Linked DNA regions of Homo sapiens: region 2 is linked to region 1. The links are chromatin contacts, found by Hi-C or POLR2A ChIA-PET in ENCODE. All regions are on one chromosome and are shown on one strand. The core of a region is the stretch at or near the end of the contact, and the rest is flanking DNA. Distances in the headings are between cores, read along the strand shown.

The links. A loop is a pair of places that touch in the nucleus more often than their neighbours do. ChIA-PET counts read pairs that join two places held with the same protein, here RNA polymerase II (POLR2A). Pooled maps may share reads with other maps.
Region 2: a loop to region 1 is called in a pooled map of posterior vena cava, with 2.1 times the contacts of the local background. The contact joins two enhancer-like sites. A Hi-C loop is called at or near these places in 2 of 50 pooled maps. POLR2A ChIA-PET finds 5 or more read pairs at or near these places in 2 of 52 experiments (B cell and common myeloid progenitor, CD34-positive).

Annotation. Positions count from the first base shown.
Region 1 is chr19:10,610,489-10,616,336 of GRCh38, forward strand. It overlaps a transcript of SLC44A2 not described here. Among named protein-coding and RNA genes, the nearest start is that of SLC44A2, 12 kb to the right of the region's middle. Within about 2 kb of position 2,148, at least 20 of the 41 ENCODE cell types and tissues checked have a DNase peak (open chromatin) inside an H3K27ac peak, as active enhancers do.
Region 2 is chr19:10,767,229-10,772,650 of GRCh38, forward strand. DNM2 (dynamin 2) reads left to right here. Exons shown (of 21, transcript NM_001005361.3): 3 at 5,251-5,400. Among named protein-coding and RNA genes, the nearest start is that of MIR4748, 10 kb to the right of the region's middle. Within about 2 kb of position 2,545, at least 16 of the 41 ENCODE cell types and tissues checked have a DNase peak (open chromatin) inside an H3K27ac peak, as active enhancers do.

The sequences.
Region 1 (5,848 bases), core at 898-3,397:
GCCCGGCTGATTTTTTTGTATTTTTTTAGTAGAAACGGGGTTTCACTGTGTTAGCCAGATGGTCTTGATCTCCTGACCTCGTGATCTGCCCGCCTCGGCCTCCCAAAGTGCTGGGATTACAGTCGTGAGCCACCGCGCCTGGCTTTTTTTTTTTTTTTTTTTTTTTTTGAGATGGAGTTTCACTCTTGTTGCCCAGGCTGGAGTGCAATGGCGTGATCTTGGCTCACTGCAACCTTTGCCTCCCGGGTTCAAGTGATTCTCTGGCCTCAGCCTCCCGAGTAGCTGGGATTACAGGCATGTGCCACCATGCCTGGCTCATTTTTGTATTTTTAGTAGAGACGGGGTTTCACCATGTTGGCCAGGCTGGTCTGGAACTCCTGACCTCAAGTGATCCGCTCGCCTCGGCCTCCCAAAGTGCTGGGATTACAGTTGTGAGCCACCGCGCCCCGCCAAGACTTTTCTTTTGCCATTTCCCAATCGATCCCCAAGGTGAACATGATATTTATTTATTTATTTTTAATTTAAAAAAAAATTTTTTTTGAGAGGGAGTCTTATGATGTTCCCCAGGCTGGTTGAATTCCCCGGCTGAAGCGATCCTTCCCCTTCAACCTCCTAAGTAGGGGACTATAGGCATGTGCCTCTGTGCCGGGCTAGAGAGCATTATTTTAAAATATTATTTTAGGCTGCGTGCAGTGCCTCACGCCTGTAATCCCAGCACTTTGTGAGGCCCAGGCGGGTAGGTCACTTGAGGTCAGGAGTTCGAGACCAGCCTGACCAAGATGGTGAAACCCCATCTCTGCTAACACTACAAAATTTAGCCAGGCGTGGTGGCAGGTACCTGTAATCTCAGCTACTCAGGGGGCTGAGGCAGGAGAATTGCTTGAACCTGGGCAGCAGAGGTTGCAGTTAGCCAAGATTGCGCCACTGCACTCCAGCCTGGGCAAGAGAGTGAGACACTATTTCAAAAAATAATAAATAAATAAATAAACAAACAAGAGACCCGGTGCAGTGGTTCACTCCTGTAATCCCAGCTGTTTGTGAGGCCAAGGTGGGTGGATCGTGGTTCACTCCTATAATCCCAGCTGTTTGTGAGGCCAAGGTGGGTGGATCGCTTGAGTCCAGGAGTTTGAGACTAGCCTGGGCAACATTGCAAAACCCCTTCTTCCCAAAAATATGCAAAAAAATTAGCTGGTCATGGTGGCTTATGCCTGTGGTCCGAGCCACTCTGGAGGGTGAGGTGGGAGGATTGCTTGAGCCTAGGAGGCAGAGGTTGCAGTGAGCCGACATTGTGCCACTGCACTCCAACCTAGGTAACAGAATGAGACCCCATCTCAAATATACAAGTAAACAAATAAACTCTTACATAATAAAATTAATAAATTCCCTCTGTTCTGGCAGGGGGACTAAAAGCTAATTATAAGTAAGTCCTCAAGTCCATGGAAGATTTTAGCTTTCCATGTGAAAGAATCTTCTACAAATCTTTGGCTAGCTGTTTTCACCTCAGAGGTAGCTCAGCCAAGAAGTCTCCTTCCAGATTGTGACCTATTAATTTCTGTGTGTGTGTGGCATCTGGATCTTTTTAAAGCTTCTTAGGCTGAGCCGGGTGTGGTGGCTCACTCCTATAATCCCAGCACTTTGGGATGCCAGGGCGGAAGGATCACTTGAGCCCAGGAATTTTATACCAGCCTGGGCAACATAGTGAGACCCTGTTTCTGCAAAACAAAAAATTAAAAATTAGCGGGGCGTGGTGGTGCATGCCTGTGGTCCCATCCACTAGGGAGTCTGAGGCGGGAGGATCACTTGAGCCCAGGAGGTCAAGGCTGCAGTGAGCTATGATTGCGCCCCTGCACTTCATCCTGGGCAAAAAAGGAGACCCTGTCTCAAAAAATAAAAAATAAAAAAAGGTTAAATGTTTCTAGAAGCAAATCTCTGGTTTGGTGCCTAACATAGTCCAGCATACAGTAGGCGCTCTATCTTTTGCCCTTAACCCTTCTGAGCCTCCCCACCCAGATGCTGTCCTCAAACCCTTTGTCAAAAGAGGTGTCTGGGCAGCTGGCGATGCTCATTCCCCAGGCACAGACTTCTGGGAAGGCAGAGGCCAGTGGCTGGCTGTACGGGTGAGGCCTTGGGCCGCTGCAGCCCTTGGGGACTTGGCCAGTGTCCGGAAGCTGTGGGGGCTGGGTGGCATTTGATGTCCTGGCACCAGCACTGTGACTGGGCAGGCTGTGGCAGTTCTCTTATCGCCCACGCCCACTGCACTTGGGTGGGTCAGCCGTCACAGCCAGCAAGGCTGGCACCCGAAGGCTGCCTCTCCCAATCCTGGCCTTGTCCAACAGCTCAATTTTCCCAATTTTTCTTCCACACCATTGCCGCAACGTTATCTCTGCTTCTCCCAGTACCTGCCAAGGAAAAGGCCTGGGTTGGCTCCAGCAGGGCGTTGGTTTGACTCCTGGCTGTGCTCCTCACCAGCTGTGTGGCCCGAGCAAGCAACCTCAGTGTGCCCGTCGTGAAATGGGATCACACTAATGGTTAGTGGGGATTGGAGAAGTTTTTGTTTTGTTATTTTTATTTGTTTGGTTTTGGTTTTTTAGAGACAGTGTTTTCTGTCATCCAGGCTGGAGTGCAGTGGCGTGATCACAGCTCACTGCAGCCTCTGCCTCCCGGGCTCAAGCGATTCTCCCACCTCAGCCTCCTGAGTAGCTGGGACCACAGGCATGCACCACCACACCCAGATAATATAGTTATTTTTTACTTTTTATTTTCTTTCTTTTTTTTTTTTGAGATGGAGTCTTGCTCTGTCACCCAGGCTAGAGTGCAGTGGCGCAATCTTGGCTTGCCACAACCTCTGCCTCCTGGGTTCAAGTGATTCTCCTGCCTCAGCCTCCCGAGTAGCTGGGACTACAGGCGCCCACCACTATGCCCGGCTAATTTTTTGTATTTTTAGTAGACATGGGGTTTCACCACGTTGGACAGGCTGGTCTCAAACTCCTGACCTCAAGTAATCTGCCTGCCTTGACTTCCCAAAGTGCTGGGATTACAGGTGTAAGCCACTGCGCCTGGCCAAGTTGAAGACTTTGGCTGGGTGTAGTGGCTCATGCCTGTAGTTCAAGCACTTTGGGAGGCTAAGGCAGGAGGACTGCTTGAACCCAGGACTTTGAGACCAGCCTGGGCAACATAGTGAGACCCCGTCTCTTTAAGAAAAATGGAAGAGGGTGGTAGCAGAGTCAGAGGAGGACATGGAACGACGGAAGCGAGGTGGGTTTGATGTGATTGCTGTCTTTAAAAATGGAAGAAGTGGCCAGGAGCCAAGGAATGTGGGCGGCCTCTAGAAGGTGAAACAGACAAGGAAACAGATTTTCCCCTAAAATCTCCGAAAGAAACAGCCCTGCCTACACATCGATTGTAGCCCAGTGAGATGCATTTTGTGCTTCTGTCCTCCTGAGCTGTGAGATAATAAATTTGTGGTTTTTATTTATTATTATTATTATTATTTTTGAGACGAGTTTTGCTCTTGTTGCCCAGGCTGGAGTGCAGTGATGCGATCTTGGCTCACTGCAACCTCTGCTTCCTGGTTTCAAGCAATTCTACTGCCTCAGCCTCCTGAGTAGCTGGAATTACAGGTGCACACCACCACGCCCAGCTAATTTTTTGTATTTTTAGTAGAGATGGGGTTTCACCACGTTGGCCACGCTGGTCTGAAGCTCCTGACCTCAGGTGATCCACCTGCCTCGGCCTCCCAAAGTGCAGGGATTACAGGCATGAGCCACCGCACCCGTCCATAAATTTGTGTTTTTTTAAGCCACCAAGGCATTGGTGTCTTGTTACAGCAACGAAAGGAAATAATGCATTTGACCCTCAAACCACATGGGTGTGAGGGGCACCAACCCCCTGTGAAATTAGAAATCTGTGTATGCCTTAAGTTTTTGTAGAGACAGGGTTGTGATCTGTTGATCAGGCTGGTCTCCAACTCCTGGCCTCAAGAGATCCTCCCACCTCAGCCTCCCAAAATGCTGGGATTGCAGGCATGAGTCACCATGCCCGGCCTGCATATAACTGCATATAAGTCCCCCAAAACTTAATTAGTGATAGCCTACTGTTGACTCTTAGCCTTACGGACAACATATCAACATACACATATTGTGTCTCTGTATTATATATATCGTATTCTTACAATAAAGTAAGCTGAAGAAAAGAAAATGTGGCTGGGCGCGGTGGCTCACGCCGATAATCCCAGCACTTTGGGAGGCTGAGGCGGGCGGATCACCCGAGGTCAGGAGTTTGAGACCAACCTGGCCAACATGGTGAAACCACGTCTCTATTAAAAATACAAAAATTAGCCGGACATGGTGGTGCGTGCCTGTAATCCCAGGTACTTGGGAGGCTGAGGCAGGAGAATCTCTTGAACCCGGGAGGTAGAGGTCACAGTGAGCCAAGATTGCGCCACTGCACTCCAGCCTGGGTGACAGAATGAGACTCCGTCTCAAAAAAAAAAAAAAAAAAGAAGAAGAAAAGAAAAGAAAATGTTATTAAGTTGGTGCAAAAGTAATTGCGTTTTTTTTTTTTGCCATTCCTTTTAAGGGAAAAAATATTAAAATGTAAGGAAAAGAAAATACATTTATTATTTATTAAGTGGAAGTGGATCATCAAAAAGGTTTTCAGAGGCTGGGCGTGGTGGCTCACACCTGTAATCATAGCACTTTGGGAGGCCAAGGCAGGTGGATCATTTGAGGTCAGGACTTCAAGACAAGCCTGGCCAACATGGTGAAAATCCTGTCTCTACCAAAAATAAAAAAAAAAATTAGGGGCCAGGTGCAGTGGCTCATGCCTGTAATCCCAGCACTTTGGGAGGCCAAGGTGGGAGGATCACTTGAGGTCAGGAGTTTGAGACCAGCCTGGCCAACATGGTGAAACCCCATTTCTACTAAAAATACAAAAATTAGCCAGGCATGGTGGCTCACACCTGAAGTCCCCGCTACTCGGGAGGCTGAGGCACAAGAGTCGCTTAAACCCGGGAGGCGGAAGTTGCCGTGAGCCGAGATCACACCAGTGCGCTCCAGCCTGGGCAACAGAGGGAGACTCCGTCTCAAAAAAAAAAAAAATGGTCTTCACATTGAGTGAGCTGAGGAGGAAGAGGAAGAGGAAGGGGAGGGGTTGGTCTTGCTGTCTCAGGGGTAACAGAGGCAGAAGAAAAATTGTGTTTAAGGGGAACCATGAAGCTCAAACCTGTGTTGTTGGAAGGTTAACTGTCCAAACATTGACTTGGGAGCTGGACAGCTTGGGTCTGCTGATTGAAATCTTTCACACCATGGGCACCTTCTTTCTCTCTAGGCCTCAGTTGATCTGTCTGTCAAATGGGGATAATGATAGGAGGTGCTGTAAAGATGAAATGAGGCGGGCTGGACATGGTGGCTCACACCTGTGATCCCAGCACTTTGGGCGGCCAAAGCGGGATTGCCTGAGCCAAGGATTTAGAGACCAGCCTGGGCAACATAGCGAAACCCTGTCTCTACCAAAAATACAAAAATTAGCCGGGCATGGTGACATGTGCCAGCTGAGGTGGAAGATCACTTGAGCCCTGGAGGTCGTGGCTGCAGTGAGCCAAGATGGTGCCACTGCTTTCCAGCCTGGGTGACAGTGAGACCCTGTCTCCAAAGAAAAAAAAAAAAAAGGATGAAATGAGGTGAACCATGTAACATTTTATTATTATGTTTATTTATTTATTGAAACAGAGTGAAACTGTGTTCAATATACACAGTGAGAAAGACAGGGTCTCATTCTGTTTCCCAGGCTGGAGTGCAGTGGGGCAATCTGAGCCCTCTGCAACCTCCGTCTCCCCCGGCTCAAAGAT
Region 2 (5,422 bases), core at 1,295-3,794, 160 kb after region 1:
AAAAAATCATCTCATCTCCAGCACTTGAGCGCATGCAGCGTTCCAGAGGCCCAGGCTAGGCCCTCCACTCTATTTCTCTTTTTGTCATTGTTTTGAGACAGGGTCTCTGGCCTCCCCTTGTCATCCAGGCTGGAGTGCAGTGGCGTGATCACAGCTCACTGCAGCTTCAACCTCCCAGGCTCAAGCAGTCCTCCCACCTCAGCCACCCGTGTAGCTGGAACTACAGGCTTGCGCCACCACGCCCAGCTAATTTTTAATTTTTTTGTACATGTAGGATCTTGCTATGTTGCCCAGGCTGGCCTCCAATGATTCTCCCACTTCAGCCTCCCAAAGTGCTGGAGTTACAGGCATGGGCCACTGCTCTCGGCCTGGTGGAAGCTTTTAAACCTCTATTGGGCTGGGCATGATGGCTCATGCCTGTAATCCCAGCACTTTGGGAGGCCGAGGTGGGCGGATCACCTGAGGTCTGGAGTTCGAGACCAGCCTGGCTAACATGGTGAAACCTCATCTTTACTAAAAATATACAAATTAGCCAGGCGTGGTGGCATGCGCCTATAATCCCAGTTACTTGGGAGGCCGAAGTATGAGAATAGCTTGAACCGGGGAGGCAGAGGTTGCAGTGAGCCGAGATTTCACTACTGCACTCCAGCCTGGGTGACAGAGCAAGACTCAGTCTCAAAACAAACAAACAAAAAACCTCTGTTGACCTGGCATTCAGCATTTACTTTCACCATGCCAGGGAGCCCTGTGAAGAAAGGCAGGCAGCTGCGGCAGACCTGGTCGGTGCCTGGGCCTTTTTCTCTGGTGTGGTTCTGTTGCTCACTGACCCACTAGGGAAGAAACGGTTTTCTGGCACCTGCTGTCCATATCCTTCGCCCACATGGAGGGGTTGGCCGACAGCAGAAGGATCTTGGAGGAGAGATCACAAAGAACAGCCCCTGCTGGCCGGGCGCGGTGGCTCACACCTGTAATCCCAGCACTTTGGGAGGCCGAGGCGGGTAGATCACGAGGTCAGGAGATCGCGATCATCCTGGCTAACACGGTGAAACCATGTCTCCACTAAAAATACAAAAAAATTAGCTGGGCGTGGTGGCGGGCGCCTGTCGTCCCAGCTACTTAGGAGGCTAAGGTAGGAGAATGGCATGAACCCAGGAGGCAGAGTTTGCAGTGAGCCGAGATTGCACTACTACACTCCAGCCTGGGTGACAGAGCGAGACTTCGTCTCAAAAAAAACAACAACAACAAAAAAAAACAGCCCCTGTCTTCTCTGATCCCCTGTTGGTTCCCAGCCTGCATGTGACAACCGGGGAAGGTGCCGTGCTCCAAAGTCTGGCATGTGAGTCTGGCTGCCTGGTTCCAGCCCCATCTCGTGTCTGCCCCTGACTGGGCGGACTTGGGTGGGGCAGGTGGTCCTTCCTGGGCCCGTTTCCTGGTCCTTGCGTTGGGGAATGGCCTGAGGTTCCGGGGGAACCTTTTGCAGCTCAGACACCTAGATTCAGCTTGCTGGGGAAGCCTGTGGCAGCCGGGCAGGCAGAACCTCCATTTCTCACCTAACATGCGTGAGTGTGCCCTTGGGGACACAGCAATGACCAAGGCAGATGGGCGTCCCTTCCCTGGTGGCATGGACATTCAAGGTAAAGCTCTCTATATTAGATTTCTTCTCACCCTTTGTCAGATGGTAGTAAGTGTTATGGGGAAACGAAGGCAGGGGAGGAGGGGGCTGGGTGGAGCAGCTGCTGTGGGGAGAGAGATCTGCAGGAGGTGGGGATGCTGTGTGACTTGAGAGAGTAGCTTGCCCTCTCTGGGCTCCTGCCTGTGTGTGCTGGGGGAACGATGGCGCCCACTGCCCCTGGTGCTGTCTTTGCCACATCATTCCTTGGGGACTTCTGCCCACCAGCTGCTCAGACCGTAGCTGTGCTGGCTATGCTCTTCCTGTGCAGGTATTGACTCTGAGTCCTCATACAGCCTGTTATGATGCGCATTTTACAGATCAGTAGACTGAGACCTGGGCAGGCCCTCTGACTACAGACTGAGCTCATTACTGCACACAGCGTGCTGCCAGTACATGCTGGGCTCTGGGGTGCTGGAGCCGCAGGTCCTGGCCCCATCAATACAATCCAAAGTGAGCTGGCTCTGATGAGGAAGAGGCCAAGATGCCCCACTCAGGGAAGTCTTCCTGGGAGAGGTGGTAGCCAGGCAGACCTGGGAGTAGGAGGAGGTAGGGCTGGGCTTTGTAGACACCACACTTGGTGGGACAGAGGCCTGCTAGGGAGAGGGCCTGTGTCCTTGCCACCAGCCCATCTTCCACGCCATGTCCCCCTGCACTCTTTGAAGGGAGATGGTCTCTTTTGGGGCTAAGCTGGGGTCCTGGAGCCAGAAGAGAACTGAGATTTGCTGTGGGGGGTTGGGAGCTGTTCCATTTTTAGTGGCTGCTACAGGAAGAGCGGCCGAGTGTTTCCCCTTGTCCCTGCAGAAGGCTGGAGTGTAACTGTCCTTGGGAACTGGGTCAGCTGATAGCAGGGCTGGGGGTGGGGGTGGGGATCCTGAATCCTCCAGCAGATGTCCTCATTGCCCTGATCTGGGTGGCCAGTGCCTGTGCTGGACACGGTCCTCAGTCATCGGAGCCCACTGAGTCTCCCCCTGACCCTGCAGAGAATTTCAAAGAGGCGAAGTTCCTTCCAGTGGCCTCACAAAGGCTATCTGGCTTAGGAGCCATTACCTGAAGCCAGAATTTCTGAGTTCCAAGTCCCAGCTCCATCACGGAACTTGGCCCAAGGCCCTTAACCCCTCTGGGCCTCAGTTTTGTCATCTTTGAAATGGGGATCTTAGAGATGCCTACCTGTCAAGGGACTTGTGAGGCGCAACGGGACCACACGCAGGGCCTGGCCAGAGTGCCGTAGTTTCTTCGGTTGCCATGATGGGACGGTGAAACTCCTCACACTCTTCTTTCTGCCTTGAAGATTCTAGACCTGGCTGGGTGTTCATCTCCCTTTTTGCCTTTGCTTGAGGCAGTTTATGGCATGGCTGTGTTATTCACGTCGCCAGGTCTCCTCCTGGTGGACGTTGAGGCCATTTTCATTTTTTTACTCTTAAAAACGACAGGGCAGTGCGCATCTTCGCATCTCCGGGGTGGGTCAGGTCTCTGACCTCTTTGCCAGTGTGACTTATTACCCCTTTCTTTCTTTGTTTTTCTTTTTGAGACAGTGTCTTGCTCTGTCGCCAGGCTGGAATGCAGTGGTGTGATCATAGATCATAGCTCACTGCAACCTCCAGCTCCTGGCTCAAATGATCCTCCCACTTCAGCCGATATTAATCCATTTTCATGCTGCTGATAAAGACGTATTTGAGACCGGGCAATTTACAAAAGAAAGAGGTTTAATGGAGTTACAGTTCCACACAGCTGGGCTGGGGAAGCCCCACAATCATGGCAGAAGGCAAGGAGGAGCAAGTCACATCTTATACGGATGGCAGCTGGCAAAGAGAGTGAGAGAGCTTCTGCAGGGAAACTCCTGTTTTTAAAACCATCAGATCTCGTGAGACTTATTCTCTATCACGAGAATAGCACGGGAAAGACCCACCCCCATGATTCATTGATCTCCCACTGGGTCCCTGCTACAACACAAGGGAATTATGGGAGCTACAAGATGAGATTTGGGTGGGGACACAGAGCCAGACCATATCAGCCTCCCAAGTAGCTGGAACTACAGGTGTGCGCCAACATGCCTGGCTAATTTTTTAAATTTCTGTAGAGACGGGGTCTCACTGTGTCACCCAGGCCGGTCTTGAACTCCTGGGCTCAAGTGATCCACCCTCCTCGGCGTCCCACAGTGCTGGATAATAGGCGTGAGCCACTGTGCCCAGCCATTTCCCCCTTATTTTTAGCATCACTACAGTAGCTGTGATCTCTGAGCTTTGGGGATATCCCCTCCCCAACATTTTACTCTGAAAATTCGAACATCTGGAAACGTCAAGGCTTTGTACAGTGGACACCTGTGTACTCGGCAGCCACCTTCCGTGATGAACATGCCTTATATTTGCTTTGTCCTCAATCTGTGATTCGGGACTGGATTTCTCTTGTTTCCTGGTGGGACCCACACTGCTTGTCAATTACTTATTTTGTTCCCCTTCATCCCAGTCTTGCTGTGACTTTCAGATACCCCCGGGTCTTATATACACTCAGGGTTATACCCAGAAAACATTTCTCCTGGGGGATTTGTCTCTAGGTAGGGGGCCCTCTTGAATAGTCAGGGGGAGAAAGAAAGACTCAAGACCAGCTCTGAGGAGGCGGCAGGGGTGCCCCTTCCCTCTACCTTGTGGGCTCCTTGGGGAAGAAGGACAAGTGAGTGCCATGAGAAATACCCCTGGGGATTTTGTGGAGCTGGAATGTGCTGGTGGACCATGAATCCACAAGGACTTGGGCATCGAACTCCCTTGACTGGGACCCACAGCAAGGGAGGCTCTGCAGCATCACCTTAATCAAATGGACTCACCCTCTCTGGGTGATGTATCCTGGTGCTTCCTCTTCTGTTCATCAGTCAATCAACAAATAAATGGCTGGGCGTGGAGGCATATGCCTGTAATCCCAGAAACTTTGGTCATTGGTTATGTCTACCTGTTTATTTTTGGGGGAGGGGGATTCATAATATGTCATGACGTATATTAACAGTTTGCAAAGTGCCACATGGGAACGTAATCTTCAGGATCTGGAAAGAGGCTCAGTCTATTCAGTCTATAGGAACCCCCGCCTCCCCCAAGACCCTTGTCATGAGAACGAATCTTTCACTCCCAAATTCCTAGAGTGACGATGATTGGGTCATTATTTTCTTTTTTATTTTATTTTATTTTATTTTATTTATTTTTTTATTTTTTTGAGATGGAGTCTTCTCTGTCTCCCAGGCTAGAGTGCAGTGGCGCAATCTCGGCTCACTACAACCTCCGCCTCCCGGGTTCAAGCAATTATCCTGCCTCAGCCTCCTGAGTAGCTGAGACTACAGGCATGTGCCACCATGCCAGGCTAATTTTTTGTATTTTTAGTAGAGACAGGGTTTCACCATGTTAGTGAGGATGGTCTGAATCTCCTGACCTTGTGATCTGCCCACCTCTGCCTCCCAAAGTGCTGGGATTACAGGCGTGAGCTACTGTGCCCAGCCTGGGTCATTACTTTCATTCAACAAAGCATTTCTCCCCGCAGTCCATGCGCACCCTGCCCACAGCTCTTTCTCATTTTCAGCATCTCTCTTCCCTTTCTAGAACATGCCGAGTTTTTGCACTGCAAGTCCAAAAAGTTTACAGACTTTGATGAAGTCCGGCAGGAGATTGAAGCAGAGACCGACAGGGTCACGGGGACCAACAAAGGCATCTCCCCAGTGCCCATCAACCTTCGAGTCTACTCGCCACACGGTAGGCAGCACGGGTGGGGACC